Linked DNA regions of Homo sapiens: region 2 is linked to region 1. Evidence: chromatin contacts called from ENCODE Hi-C or POLR2A ChIA-PET data. All regions are on one chromosome and are shown on one strand. The core of a region is the stretch at or near the end of the contact, and the rest is flanking DNA. Distances in the headings are between cores, read along the strand shown.

The links. Hi-C counts contacts between places; a loop is a spot of excess contacts on that map. ChIA-PET counts read pairs that join two places held with the same protein, here RNA polymerase II (POLR2A). Pooled maps may share reads with other maps.
Region 2: a loop to region 1 is called in a pooled map, with 3 times the contacts of the local background. The contact joins two enhancer-like sites. A Hi-C loop is called at or near these places in 2 of 168 maps with a recorded cell type or tissue (OCI-LY7 and Ramos), 19 of 37 single-sample maps with no recorded cell type and 6 of 50 pooled maps. POLR2A ChIA-PET finds 5 or more read pairs at or near these places in 1 of 52 experiments (activated B cell).

What each region holds. Positions count from the first base shown.
Region 1 is chr2:12,055,007-12,061,405 of GRCh38, forward strand. All of the region lies in intron 2 of MIR3681HG (MIR3681 host gene), which reads left to right. Among named protein-coding and RNA genes, the nearest start is that of MIR3681HG, 51 kb to the left of the region's middle. Within about 2 kb of position 2,590, at least 3 of the 41 ENCODE cell types and tissues checked have a DNase peak (open chromatin) inside an H3K27ac peak, as active enhancers do.
Region 2 is chr2:11,749,796-11,756,194 of GRCh38, forward strand. The region is part of intron 1 of LPIN1 (lipin 1); the gene reads left to right. Among named protein-coding and RNA genes, the nearest start is that of LPIN1, 6.4 kb to the left of the region's middle. RefSeq lists a silencer at 323-382 and an enhancer at 4,000-4,209. Within about 2 kb of position 4,141, at least 27 of the 41 ENCODE cell types and tissues checked have a DNase peak (open chromatin) inside an H3K27ac peak, as active enhancers do.

The sequences.
Region 1 (6,399 bases), core at 1,340-3,839:
TGAACACTACTCCATGCCAGGTCCTGGGCTGGGCTTCAGGGATACAGTGATGGGAAAGAGCAATCCCTGCAGCAAGAGCTCCCATGGCGTGTGCTTGACATGTAACTGACACAGTGCACTTGGGTGGGCCTAATGTAAAGGAAAAGAATGGGGCTTGGGGATTACAAGGGAGGGTCGTCTAAGTGAGAGTTGATAATGCAGAGGGTGAGAAAAAGCTTCTCAAAAGCCTAAACACAAACAACCAAGCCAAACCCCAGCATTGGTGAAATGCCAGTTGGAGTCAGGAAAAAGGAAGGAATTATAGGCTATTTTAAAGGGATAGCCCTGATAATTTTGAACCCACAGCTGCAGTGACTGTTCTTGCTTTAACAAGCAGATAAGTCATCTGAATTCAACAGGGACCAGAGTTTTTGAATTTTTTTCTTAATTTGTTTTATGGTTTTAGCTTCTTTTTCTTGAATTCTATTCACACTTTTCATTGGCTGAGCCACACATCCTTTCTTTGTAATTGTTGAAAGGATTCTTTTGGCCTTGAATATAATGATTATAAATTTATAGAACTCAAATTACTTGCATTTTCCCATATGAGAATGATTTCGCTCAGCCATTATCTCCTCTAAGAGGGCTTCCTCCAGCCCTTGCCCCCTGTGGTTAGTTGTGTTCCCTTCTGAATGTGTATTCACCATCACAGTTCTCATGAAGGATTGTAATTGTCTATCTCTCTGTGTTACCCACTACACTGAACTCAAGGAGTATTTGCTGAACCAAAGTAATCCACACTCCTAGGTGTACTAGTTTCCTAGGCACAAACTGGTCGGCTGAGAACAATCTAAGTCCATCTCTCATTTCTGGAGGCTGGACATCCAAAATCAAGGTGCCAGCAGTGCCATGCTCCCGCTGAGACTCTGGGGAGACTCCTCCCTTGCCTCCTTTTAGTTTTTGGTGGTTTGCTGCAATCTTTGGTGCTCCTTGGCATGCCAATGCATCACACATGGCCTTCTGTCTTCCAATGCATCACACATAGCCTTCTGTCTTCACGGGGCCGTCTTCTTCCTGTGTCTCTCCCCATCACTTTCCCTCTGCATGTCTGTGTCTGTGTCCATATTTCCCTTTTTCATGTAAGGACACCAGTCACTTGGATTAGGGCCCACCCTAATTGACTTTATCTTGGTTAAATCTGCAAAGACCCTGTTTCCGAATAACGTCAATTTCTAAGGTACTGGGGGGTTTGGACTTGAACGTATCTTATTTTGGGGGGATATCATTCAACCCATAACAGCAGGCTAGGGATGGATTATGGGATTAGCAAGAAGGTTAGAATTGCAGGGGACTGCAATGGACATGAGGTGGGGGCTTCTTGAGGTCCTCACCTGAGCAGGGAAGGGTCTGGGAAGAGAGACTTTAACTAGAGGCTGAGCCCCACCTTCTGAGGATGTGATGCAGAGGTTCTGCCTCAAATCCTGCCGGAGCATTGCTTTACAATTAATTCTGGAGCCCTGCCTGCAGCTCCAGTTTGTTAAATAGGACTCTGATACCCACTCAGAGGGTTAGAGTCTGTTCCTGCCTTCCATGGTCCATTCTGTACCTGAAAGTCTGAGGCAGCTGCTCTCTGACTTCAAGCATTCATACCAGATCACCTCTTGATAATGCTGGATCAGTTCAGATCAAGCCTGACTTCACACTGATGCTGTGGCCTCCCTATAGCAGTACATATAATAATATGGTTTCCTTAGGTTGAGAACCTAATAGATACATTTCCATTAGATACATCATTTTTGATCCTCACAACAGCCCCATGTGGGGGCTGAACTAGGGTGGGGTAGATACCATCTCCTTGGAATAGGAGAAAGAATGGCAGTCCAGTGAGTTTATATTGCCTTGTACCAGGGCACTGGCTAAGAAGTGGTGAGGCAGGAGCTTGGCCCCTGGTGTAGGTGACTCCACAGGCTTCGTGTTCCATCTGCCCTGGCCTGGGGGACAGCTCTAGGAAGGTTTTGATTCATATTCCTCTTGATACCTGAATAAATTATCCTTTTAAATGGCTACCCACCTCCCTTTAACTTTTGTCTTCTGGCTTCTCAGGCCAAAAGACAGGGGTGACCAGACTGAGACAGCTGGCTGAAGGAACACCGGTCTCTGCCGACACTGCCTATGTCTCTGGGTCTGAACTGTCTGCTGAGTGTGTGGGGGCTCTGAGATGTTCCTGTTCTCCACAGAGGGCCTCTGGCTTTCAAAGCTGTGGGGGATTTATCATGCTTCAAGGTAATTGGAAGATGGACCTTCCAGAACCCCCTCGAGTTAGTCCCTTCTACCTCCTATGAGACCCTCATCATAAATGGTGCCATGAAGGTCTCCTACTGCATGTGACCTCGAAATAAACCAAAGCAGTGGCTTGACAGGTGCATGTCCTTGCAGGCAGAATTCATTCAAGGGGGAGAGCCACAGAGGAGTCACTTTGGAGTCTCTGGGTTTGCAGTGGCCCCTCTGACTTCTTACCACCCACCCTGAGAGGCATGCAGGCTGGTGAAGCATGGACCACGCCAGCTGTTTCTGTCAGCTGAGCCACAGAAGGGAACCACAGGGCCCTGAGGGTGACTTGGCCAACCACAGGGGGCCGGCAGCAGGAGGGGCCGTGGGGACAGCAGGATTTGGGTTTCCGCTTTCTCACAGGCAGACTCAATTGATGGCCTTGGGGTCCTGCCGAGCAGGGGTGACTCAGCTTCCTTTGTGTGCATGGTCGCCTCGCTGAAGAGAGGGGGGCCCTTGACAACCCGGGGCTCCTTCTGCCTCTTCTCACTCCACTTCCTGCTCGAGAAAACCTCTGGTAATTTTTCCAGTCCCTGTTTACCTTAAAACTTGTCGGAAAAAACAAGTTCGCACTTCAGATTTCTACAGCATTTGACACTTTACAAAACGCTTTCTTACACACTGGTTCATCCAATGTTCACACCAACTCTGTGTGATTGTGAGGAGGCTATTGTCATCACAGATGAAACACACAAGGAAAGTGAGACCCAGCCAGGGTAGGAGATTTGTCCAAGGCCACAGGGCTTGTTGGTGGAGGGTTGACTCTGCTGGGAGCTTGAGTCCAGGATCCTAGGATACTCATCCAGGACCTTTGTACACTTTCTTGGGAATGCCTCAATATATTGCTCTTTCCCTGTGCTCATCACATGTTCTAAAAGCACTTTGTTGATTGAGTGACTGATCATAATCTTCATCCATGTCAGATGGATGCTTAGGGATTGAAAAGACATGAGCTTTAGAGACGCAATTCAGTTTCGAGCTATACTAAGACCCTTATTAGCTATGTGACGTTAGATACAGCACACATTCCCTGAGCTGCAGTTTCCTCTGAAGAAGGAGGCTAATAATGCTTAATTTCAAGGCAGTTCTGAGATTTATATGAAATGATACGTGTCAAAGGCCGGCTCAGTACTTGCTACACAGAAGGTGCATGCAATTCAAAGCTCTGTCATCATCCTCACCATCATACTTAGCTTCCAAAATTCAAGAGAGTTGAACTAAATCTCACAGATAGTTTCTTTATACATGGAACAATACCTTTACTTAGTAAGATTTAAAAATTTCTAGACATGAATGCACAAAATAAAGTCAAATATGGTCCTGGTTGATTTAGCCACTATAATTAAAAAAAAGAAGAAGAATAATACCGCATACGTGAATGTCCACATTCAGCTCTCCACATACTCTGTATGAAGGCTTTTCATCATTTCTGTAGACCTGTTTTGTATGGCTAACATTCCTTGCCTTCTTAACAGAGTAGAGCACACATCCACTGCTTTGGGGGATTCTCTGTGTTTCTTACTCTTCATTGGACCATTTGACTTTCTTTATCCCTTCCTCTTGCTTGCAAAGGGTTACAGGGACACTCATCAAGGTGGGGAAGGGACAGTAGGTCTGATTAATTCCAGACTCTAACATGATGCTCATATTTTGGGTAAATGCATAAGCAGTCAGGAAGATCCTTCTTTAAAAAAATACTCTTCCTTTCTTCCACCAACTGGATGTCTTCTGTGTGATAACAAATTATCTTTGAAGTTGAATATATGTCCAGGAAAGATTGAAACTATTGGTGTTGCTATCTTAAATTTCAAACTCCTTGCTGTTAGAAATTATGTTGTAATCATTATCATGTGCCTGTAGCCAGGTTCCCACTAGATTCTCAATGAATGGCTCTTGAACAAGCATGATTCATTCATTCATTCATATAACAAAAATATAGTATGAATGAACCACAGAAGTTCTGCAGATGCTTAAGATTGTATACTACTTTAAGGAGCTCCATTCTGGGGATGAATATCAATGCTTACGGAGGAGAGACTGGATGGAGACCAGGAGGTCAGGCAGGGAGGGGCACTGGCATGAATAAGGAGGCACTGGGTTCAAGGGGGAGACTGTGCATGTGCCAGGTGTATTCAGTGTGTCTTCGCTGGGTGCTGACCATGGGGTATGAGAGGTAGACCTGCCACCTCGAACAGCCCAGAGCAGAAAGCAAGAGGAGTAAGTCCACCTTGGAGGGGCTAGCAGAGTGCTGTGGGAGAGTGAGTGGGGCAGGTGACAAGGACAGTTCTGAGCATTCTAGACAAATTACTGGTTACTCAGGACAATTGCAATCCACACTCACATTTGGGAAACAGATGGACAAGATTAAAAACTGCAGAGAACCAGGGGATATGGAGAGCCTACCCACTAATAGGGACCTTGAATGCATTGCAGTCATTGCTGGGCTGAGTATGAAGGGTGGAAACACTTCTAGGGAGGGGATGTTTACTTTTGTGGTTTGGGAACTTGTCCCAGAGGCCCCTGCCCTGTCTCTTGGTGAAGAGGATTTAAATCATTAAAAATATTGTATGATTTTCTTCACAGAATTCCACTTTCATGAGGAGTGGGAGAATGTGTTTGAAGTCATACCCATTATTTATTATTTAGTGGTTTACTCTTCATTCATTTAATACAGTTCATTGAGCCTCTATCCTATGCTGGTCTTGAGCTGGGGGTTGGAGGTGAAAGATGGACTAAAGTCTGTCCCTGCACTTTAAGGATCTTTCAGTCTAGTGGAAGAGAGTGACTCATAAGTAATTATAAAGCACTGTGGAGAGTATAGAAGGGCAGATACATAAAGAAGGACAGAGAAGGGAGTGGTTAATTAGAATATTGGCTGTCAGGGAAGCTTTACAGAAGATGTACCGGGATATAAAGGATGAATAGGAATTTTCAGGTTGGGAAGGAGAAAGTAGCACTTTAGGTAGTGAAAGTGTCATGAATAATTGCACAAGGGCAGGCAAGTGCATGGCTTGGGAAAGAATGATTAGAGCAGTATAACTGGAGTGCTGTTGCCAGATAACATACAGGAGGCCCAGTGGGATTCGGATCTCAGATAGATGATGAATATGTTTGGCATGTCCCAAGTATTGCATGAAAAATGCTTACATTAAAGACATTATTTTCAGTTTATGCAAATGTAGATTTAAACCTGGTGTTCTGTATTTTTATTTGCTAAATCTGCCAACCATAGACTAGAACATAAAGCAGGTGAGACCACATCATATAGTTCTCCAAAAGTTCTTTAAAAGTGAGAGAGTTTCAACTTCAATCTTGTGGAGTGGCCTTAGGAGGTTTTTAAACAGAGAAGTGATATAGTCAAATTTCTGTTTTATAAATATTACTCTGGCTCCATGGAGGATGATTTAGAAAGGGGGGCCCTGGAGGCAAGATCATTAACTAAAAAGAGAGGAAAGGGATTCTGAATAAGAGCATCAACTGAGGGATTTTCAGGGCACAGGCTTGACATATTTTAGAGGTAGGACCCACGAGGACTTGCTGAGCAGGAGAGCATGAGGGGTGATGTTTGTGCTGCCAATCCTTTCTAATTATGGCTATAATATATTTGTCCTTGAAAGCTTATGACCTTCTGAACGTTCACTGCCAATAAAGATGTTGGAGAGAGAGTCCTCTGGAGACCAGGAATTCTTTGCCATTAAGCACATAGCTCAGCTCTCCATTTCTTTAAAACACATACTCTGGCTAAACTCTGAGCTAGATAATCACATCTTGATTAAGTGGCTGCGTCCATGCTGGGTACAGGTGGAAACACTTAGTGCTATAATGTTAGACGGGTCTATAAAAAAGAATGCCTTCCATACGTTCTTGGGAGAGATTTATTTTTCAAAAGAAAGTGTATATTTTGGAAGGGAAGAGGCGTTGTTTATTTCTGGGATTAAATACATCTCCAGGGTCATAGAATATATTTGGGTTCTTTAGATATGTTGCAAAGAATTCACAGAATCCTGGTAGAGAGACCCCTTGGTTACTCTCATCCTGTTCCAGTGAGGGAAGCTCAGCCCAGAGAATAGTTGTGACCTGCTCCAGGTGGCC
Region 2 (6,399 bases), core at 2,891-5,390, 300 kb before region 1:
TTCACACCGGTGGTCATGGCTACAGGGTCATGGTTACAGTGGATTTTTCAACCCACTGACCAAATGTTGTGATTCTTGCAACAACTTAAAATTTTCGGCTGATGCTGAATGCTGGGGCTTTCCAGAAATAGCCATAGGCTGTTAGAACAGGCACTTTGCTCTGTAAGGAGGCCTGTTTGTTCCTGAGTGTGAGCTGATTTGCATTGGCTCACAAAGTTGACCACAGACCCTGCATGGGAGACACAACCAACACCCCCATTTGCCTGCTGGCACGCACTTGTGCCCCCCTCCCCTCCCCGGCCTCGCTCCCTGGAAGCCCTCGCACCTCTCCCCTTGCCCTCTGTCCCCTAGCCACACACACTCACTTTTTGATGAAGTCGTCCTCCGCGTTCATGGATCTCACTAGGCTGTAGGTCTTCAGTTTACAAGACAGGAGACAAGCAACAAGGGTTTTAGGATAATGGGCACCAGACAAGACAGGCGCCCAGACAACTGTTCTGGCAAAACAATGTCCCACCATTGGACTCTGTGCAATGCCAGAATGCCACCAGTCTCGGGGTGGCCTCTTTGGGCTCAGATTTTGGGCAAATGAGAATGTGGAATGTAGGCATAGCCTTCAAATAGTTCTGTATTCATTTTAACTAGTAATATTCTTTGCCTCTGTCTTTTTGGGAAGGTACTATTTAAATAGGTGATATATACAAAGTCCCCTCTGGCAAGAGACGTTATTCAAAGACCGGATTTTGTCTGGAACCAGTTTGTGGTCACAGAATTAGCACGTGGTTTTTATTTGGTGCATGTGCTTTGAAAAGTACTTTACATTTACTGCCTCACAACAGTCCTATGAGGTGGCTGTGCTGATGTCATCCCTTTTTATAAAATAGATGCGAAACTGCAGTGCAGAGAGCTTAGTAACCTGTCTTTGATCACAGAGTTAGTGGAAGGTGGAGGCAGGATTTGAATACCTCCAGAGCCTGCGCTCTTACCTGCTGAGCTATATTGTCTCCTAATAGTGCCCTGGAACACCCAGGTGATATATGCCCACCTCCCAATTGCTGGGGTGTGGTAGGGGTGGGGGGTAATACAGAAATAAAGTTATAAGGGCAGAGCATTCTTTTTGACCAAGACACGAATTTGGACAGAGGGCTCTTGAAAGTGCGTAGAGAGAATGTGCCATTGGGTCTTTGAAGGAAAAGAACGTCCTGTCCTTAATCAGTGAGCTAAATAATTAAGAGCCAAAGGATCGGAGTCAAAGCCTTGGGCTGTTTTGCTCAGCATAGTTGTCATACCATATTTAGATGTCTACACCCACCTTTATCCAGGCCATTTGTATTTCTTGGCAGGAACGTGAGAACAAGCGTCACCTGGGGTTGTGGTATCTGAGGGTTGCAAAGTGTCAGCGCTGGAGGAGCTGAGTGATCACTCATCTGACCTTCCCTCCAAAGCAGGAGTACCCCTGTCCAGCACCCTGTCCTGTCTCAGTGGTTTCAGTGATGGAGACCCTGAGACTGAGTGGACCAGAGTTTTCCATCCTTCACTCCCAGTTCTCTGAGGTTACTAATAATTGACATGAAATACATGCAGACATAAAAAACACAAGCTAGAAAGCAACACTATGGGAAGTATTTATGATAAAAAGTGAAGATCTCTTCCTCCTTTTCCCAGGCTGGTCCCCAGGGGTGAATCTTGTGAATCTTGTTTTGTATGTATCTCATTCCAGAATTTTTTTATGCATATCAAAATATGTACAAATGTAATTTTTTAAAAATGGGTCCAGCTGGGCGCGGTGGCTCACGCCTGTAATCCCAGCACTTTCGGAGGCCGAGATGGGTGGATTACGAGGTCAGGAGATCAAGACCATCCTGGCTAACATGGTGAAACCCCGTCTCTACTAAAAATACAAAAAAATTAGCCAGGCTGGTGGCAGGCGCCTGTAGTCCCAGCTACTCGGGAGGCTGAGGCAGGAGATTGGCGTGAACCTGGGAGGCGGAGCTTGCAGTGAGCCGAGATTGCGCCACTGCCCTCCAGCCTGAGTAACACAGCGAAACTCCGTCTCAAAACAAAACAAAACAAACAAACAAAAAACCACAATGGGTCCATATTATAAGTATTTTTGTACCTGTTTTCATTCTATATATACATTTTCATGTTAATATTTATGGAGCTACCTCTCTACCATTTTATTATCAGCCTCATAATATTCCATTTTACAATGTGGATGGCCCATAATTTATTAAGCCAGAGTCATACAGATATTAAGTTATTTCTGATTTTCCCTATTACAATTAATGCTACAGTTACTGTTTTTGTACACGGATCTTACTGTATTTGTACAATCAGTTCCCAGCGGTATAGTTGCTAGGGTTTGCCAATAGGTGCCCCAAAAGATGGGCATTGCCACATTGCTTACCCCATTTATGACCCTGTTAGTAGTGAGTGACGATGTCTGATTCTCCTACTTTTCATGGGCCCTGGGGTTTTAATGAAATGCTTTGATTTTGGACCATCTGAAAGGCCTCTTTCGATTCCTGTATCTTTAATTATGAATGGGGTTGAATATCTCTCTCATATATTATTGGCCAAATGTGAACTGTCTATATGTTTTGTCCATTTTTTCTTTTGAGCTGTTCCAAGGCCATTTTTTTTTTTTTTTTGAGACGGAGTCTCGCTCTGTCGCCCAGGCTGGAGTGCAGTGGCGGGATCTCGGCTCACTGCAAGCTCCGCCTCCCGGGTTCACGCCATTCTCCTGCCTCAGCCTCCCAAGTAGCTGGGACTACAGGCGCCCGCCACTACGCCCGGCTAATTTTTTGTATTTTTAGTAGAGACGGGGTTTCACCGTTTTAGCCGGGATGGTCTCGATCTCCTGACCTCGTGATCCGCCCGCCTCGGCCTCCCAAAGTGCTGGGATTACAGGCGTGAGCCACCGCGCCCGGCCTCCAAGGCCATTTTAAACTGACCTTAATCTTCTAGAGGTGGCTGGTGTTGGCAAAAATTGTGGGGTTAGGAAAGCTGTGGCAGGGGTTTTGAATTTTGGCAGTTCCAAGAAAGCAGCGTTTCTTGGCAATTTGTGAAGCCTGGAGATGGATTCTGCCAATTTTGGAATAAATGTGGAATTTTCTAATTTAATCGTGAGGCAAGAAACCATGTGACCTCTGTCACCTCATCCTGACAGTGTCCGCAGTGCTGTCCTTTCTGGAACTGTATGAAATTGCGGTCGTGAATGCTTTGGAGCGTCTGCTGTGTGCTGGAGTTCTACAGATGAGCTTAATTATGGGAACGCCCTCCTGTCCCTGGGCAAGGAGGGGGATGAGCAGGGTGGGGGTGTGCTGGAGGAGGAGACGCCTGCCACTTTGCCACCCTGGAAGCTCACTGCAAGAGCTGCAAAATTTCCCACCTGCCTAACACAGGCAGGGCTTTGGTGGCGGGACCCCAGGGCTGGCTGTTTTTGCTCTTTCATCACTTTTGTCAGGAAGTATTGAAAGACCTTTAAAAGGCCTCTGACTTGCAGGGCCTCTGACCTGCAGGCCTTTTAAAGCATCTCCAGCTTTTCTAGTGAGTTTTTGTATTTTGGACGGGAATGTCTCACGAACCCTGGCATGCCAAGAAAGTCCCCAATTTCCCAGCAGGTAGTGATGGATGCAGAGCTGTGCTCTTCTGTTTAAGAAGCTCCTCAAGGCACTCTGGCCAGGACAGTTTAACCACAGGGACGCTGGTGGACTCAGTCAATCCAGACCTGGCAGAGGGCAGCAGCTGCCTATAAGTGTGTGCCAGTTACAGCAGGGCGTGGGCTGCTGCCCAGGTGGCCTGACTTTCTGTCTGTGTTCCTTTCCCTGTATCACCCTGAGTCTGAGCCAGACTTCCTCTTTTGTCACAGGTAATTCATCACCCTTATCAACCGCCGTTAAGTATCAGTCCACAATGCTCTGAAAAGACTTCCTCTTTGCCGTAAGTGTAAATTACAGGAGGAAGCTAACACTATTTATAAATCAATTTCATTTTCATGCAAGTCTTATTAGTCATGATACCATTTTGGGCACTTCCTAGAAGCTTTTTGTGTTTTTAAATGCTTTGGATGAAAATCCTCATTTGTCTTGTAAACCTCCAAGGTGGATGTGATCTCGGCGAACACCAGTAACAGCGTGATGTTTGTGACTTTATCCAGTGCTGGGCGGACCACAGATAGAGTCCCCAGGTGCTGAGACACTGACTGTAGTGTGCTCAGAGGAGGGCGGCTAGGGCAGTGAGCAGGAAGCCCCAAAATCGTCCCTGTCAAGCCCAGCTGGGGAGCCGACAGTGCCTTCCCTAGAGGAAGGGTGCCAGGGGTGGTCATTTAGTTGTCCTGACATGATCCGTTGGCCCCACGAGCAGCAGCCAGGTCTGTATCTGAGAGCTGTAATTTCCTGCTGATAACAGGAACACAGATAAGGGGCACCCCATCCCAGAGTGATATTAGGTTGGCTTTTGAATCACCAGGCTCCTTGGATGTGCCTTAAGCCCACAGGTGCCCTTTAAGCACCTGCCGTGAGGGCAGATGTGACAGATCGTGTTTGCTCTCTGGGCAGTGAGTGGGTTTTGGGTAGCTTCTCTCCAGGAAATGATGAATCACTCGGAGCTGAGCAAGTGCCAGAGAAGTCTTCAATCACAGACTGAACCCAGGAGGGTGTTTCGGCCTTTCTAAGTCCTTAAGGGTTGTAGGGAAGGTTTTGAACAATGGCTTTTGACTTTACCTTCTGAGAGGCTCTGTCAGGGAGTGGTGATGCTGCGGGTGAGAGCAGTTTTGAAGGTGTCACATCCAGGGCCAACCCTGAGCCTTGCTTCTGTAGCCACCTCCTATGGGAGGTCATGACAATAATAAGATTTTGCATGTGTTGTCCAGGAGCAAAGACCTTTCCAAACTAGTCGTTGTGTTGACCACTGAGGATGACAGCCTGGTGGGCTCAGTCAGAGCCATTGTGTTAATACCCTGCTCCCACACACATAGCTGGTAAATGCCAGAAGTTAACACTCACAGCCAGGCCTTCCGACCCCCAATTTTGTGTCATTTCTGCTTTTCAGTCTTACCCTTAGGTGTCACAGCTGTTTATTTAAACTGTTTGCAGTGAATTTTGTTTGGGAGCATTGTCTTGTGAAATTTATGCTCTGGCAGAGAACAATTCCTGCTGTCTTCTTCATTTCTTCTAATTTTTTTTTTTTTTTTTGAGACGGAGTCACCCAGGCTGGAGTGCAGTGGCACGATCTCGGCTCACTGCAAGCTCTGCCTCCCGGGTTCACGCCATTCTCCTGCCTCAGCCTCCCAAGTAGCTGGGACTACAGGCGCCCGCCACCATGCCCGGCTAATCTTTTTTGTATTTTTAGCAGAGACGGGGTTTCACCATGTTAGCCAGGATGGTCTCGATCTCCTGACCTCGTGATCCGCCCGCCTCAGCCTCCCAAAGTGCTGGGATTACAGGCATGAGCCACCGCGCCCGGCCATTTCTTCTCATTTTTAAATTTTAGTGCTTTTCCCCCTCGTGCCCCGACTTGCCAAGCTACTTTGAGGGTGGTGGGTGCATCTTGCTGTTTTACACTCTGGAATGTCGTGATGGGACCAAAAATAAAAGTTTCTTGCTTGAGATGGGCCCTGCGATGGGGCAGGTACCGCGTCAGAAATGAGCAAGCCTCGTCCCTGTCCTCAAGGAGAGAAGACTCACTTGGTAGACAGATGTCTGTTCAGCCACTTGACAAATGACAGTAATATTGATCAAGCTACTGCCCTGGATGGCTGGGCTGGAGGGCTGAGGAGAAGGTTGAGGCTGAAAGATAGAGTTGTGTGGGCATGTTTATGAAGGGGTCATATACCTGGACAGCCGGGGGAGGAAATGGAGGAGGCAGGTGGAAATCCAGATTTGAGGGGTAATTATTGTTCAACTCCTGCAAGACACTTAGTTCTTTTTTTTTTTTTTTTGAGACAGAGTCTCGCTCTGTCGCCCAAGCTGGAGTTCAGTGGCGCCGTCTCGGCTCACTGCAAGCTGCGCCTCCTGGGTTCAAGCGACTCTCCTGCCTCAGCCTCCTGAGTAGCTGGGACTACAGGTGCGTGCCACTGTGCCTGGCTTATTTTTTGTATTTTTAGTAGAGACGTGGTTTCACCGTGTTAGCCAGGATGATCTCGGTCTCCTGACCTCATGATCTGCCCGCCTTGGCCTCCCAAAGTGCTGGGATCACAGGCATAAGCCACCACGCCTGGCCACTTAGTTCTTAAAGAAAGGAGAGTAGGAAGAAAAGTACAAGTGAGAAAGATGAACAAAAACGGGGATTGTAAGAGTACATTTATTGAGACAGTTTTGCATTTGCATTTGCTCGGCCAGTCTTATATATAATTAGATGTTGCTTACCATGACATCATTTCATTTCCAAGGAGCA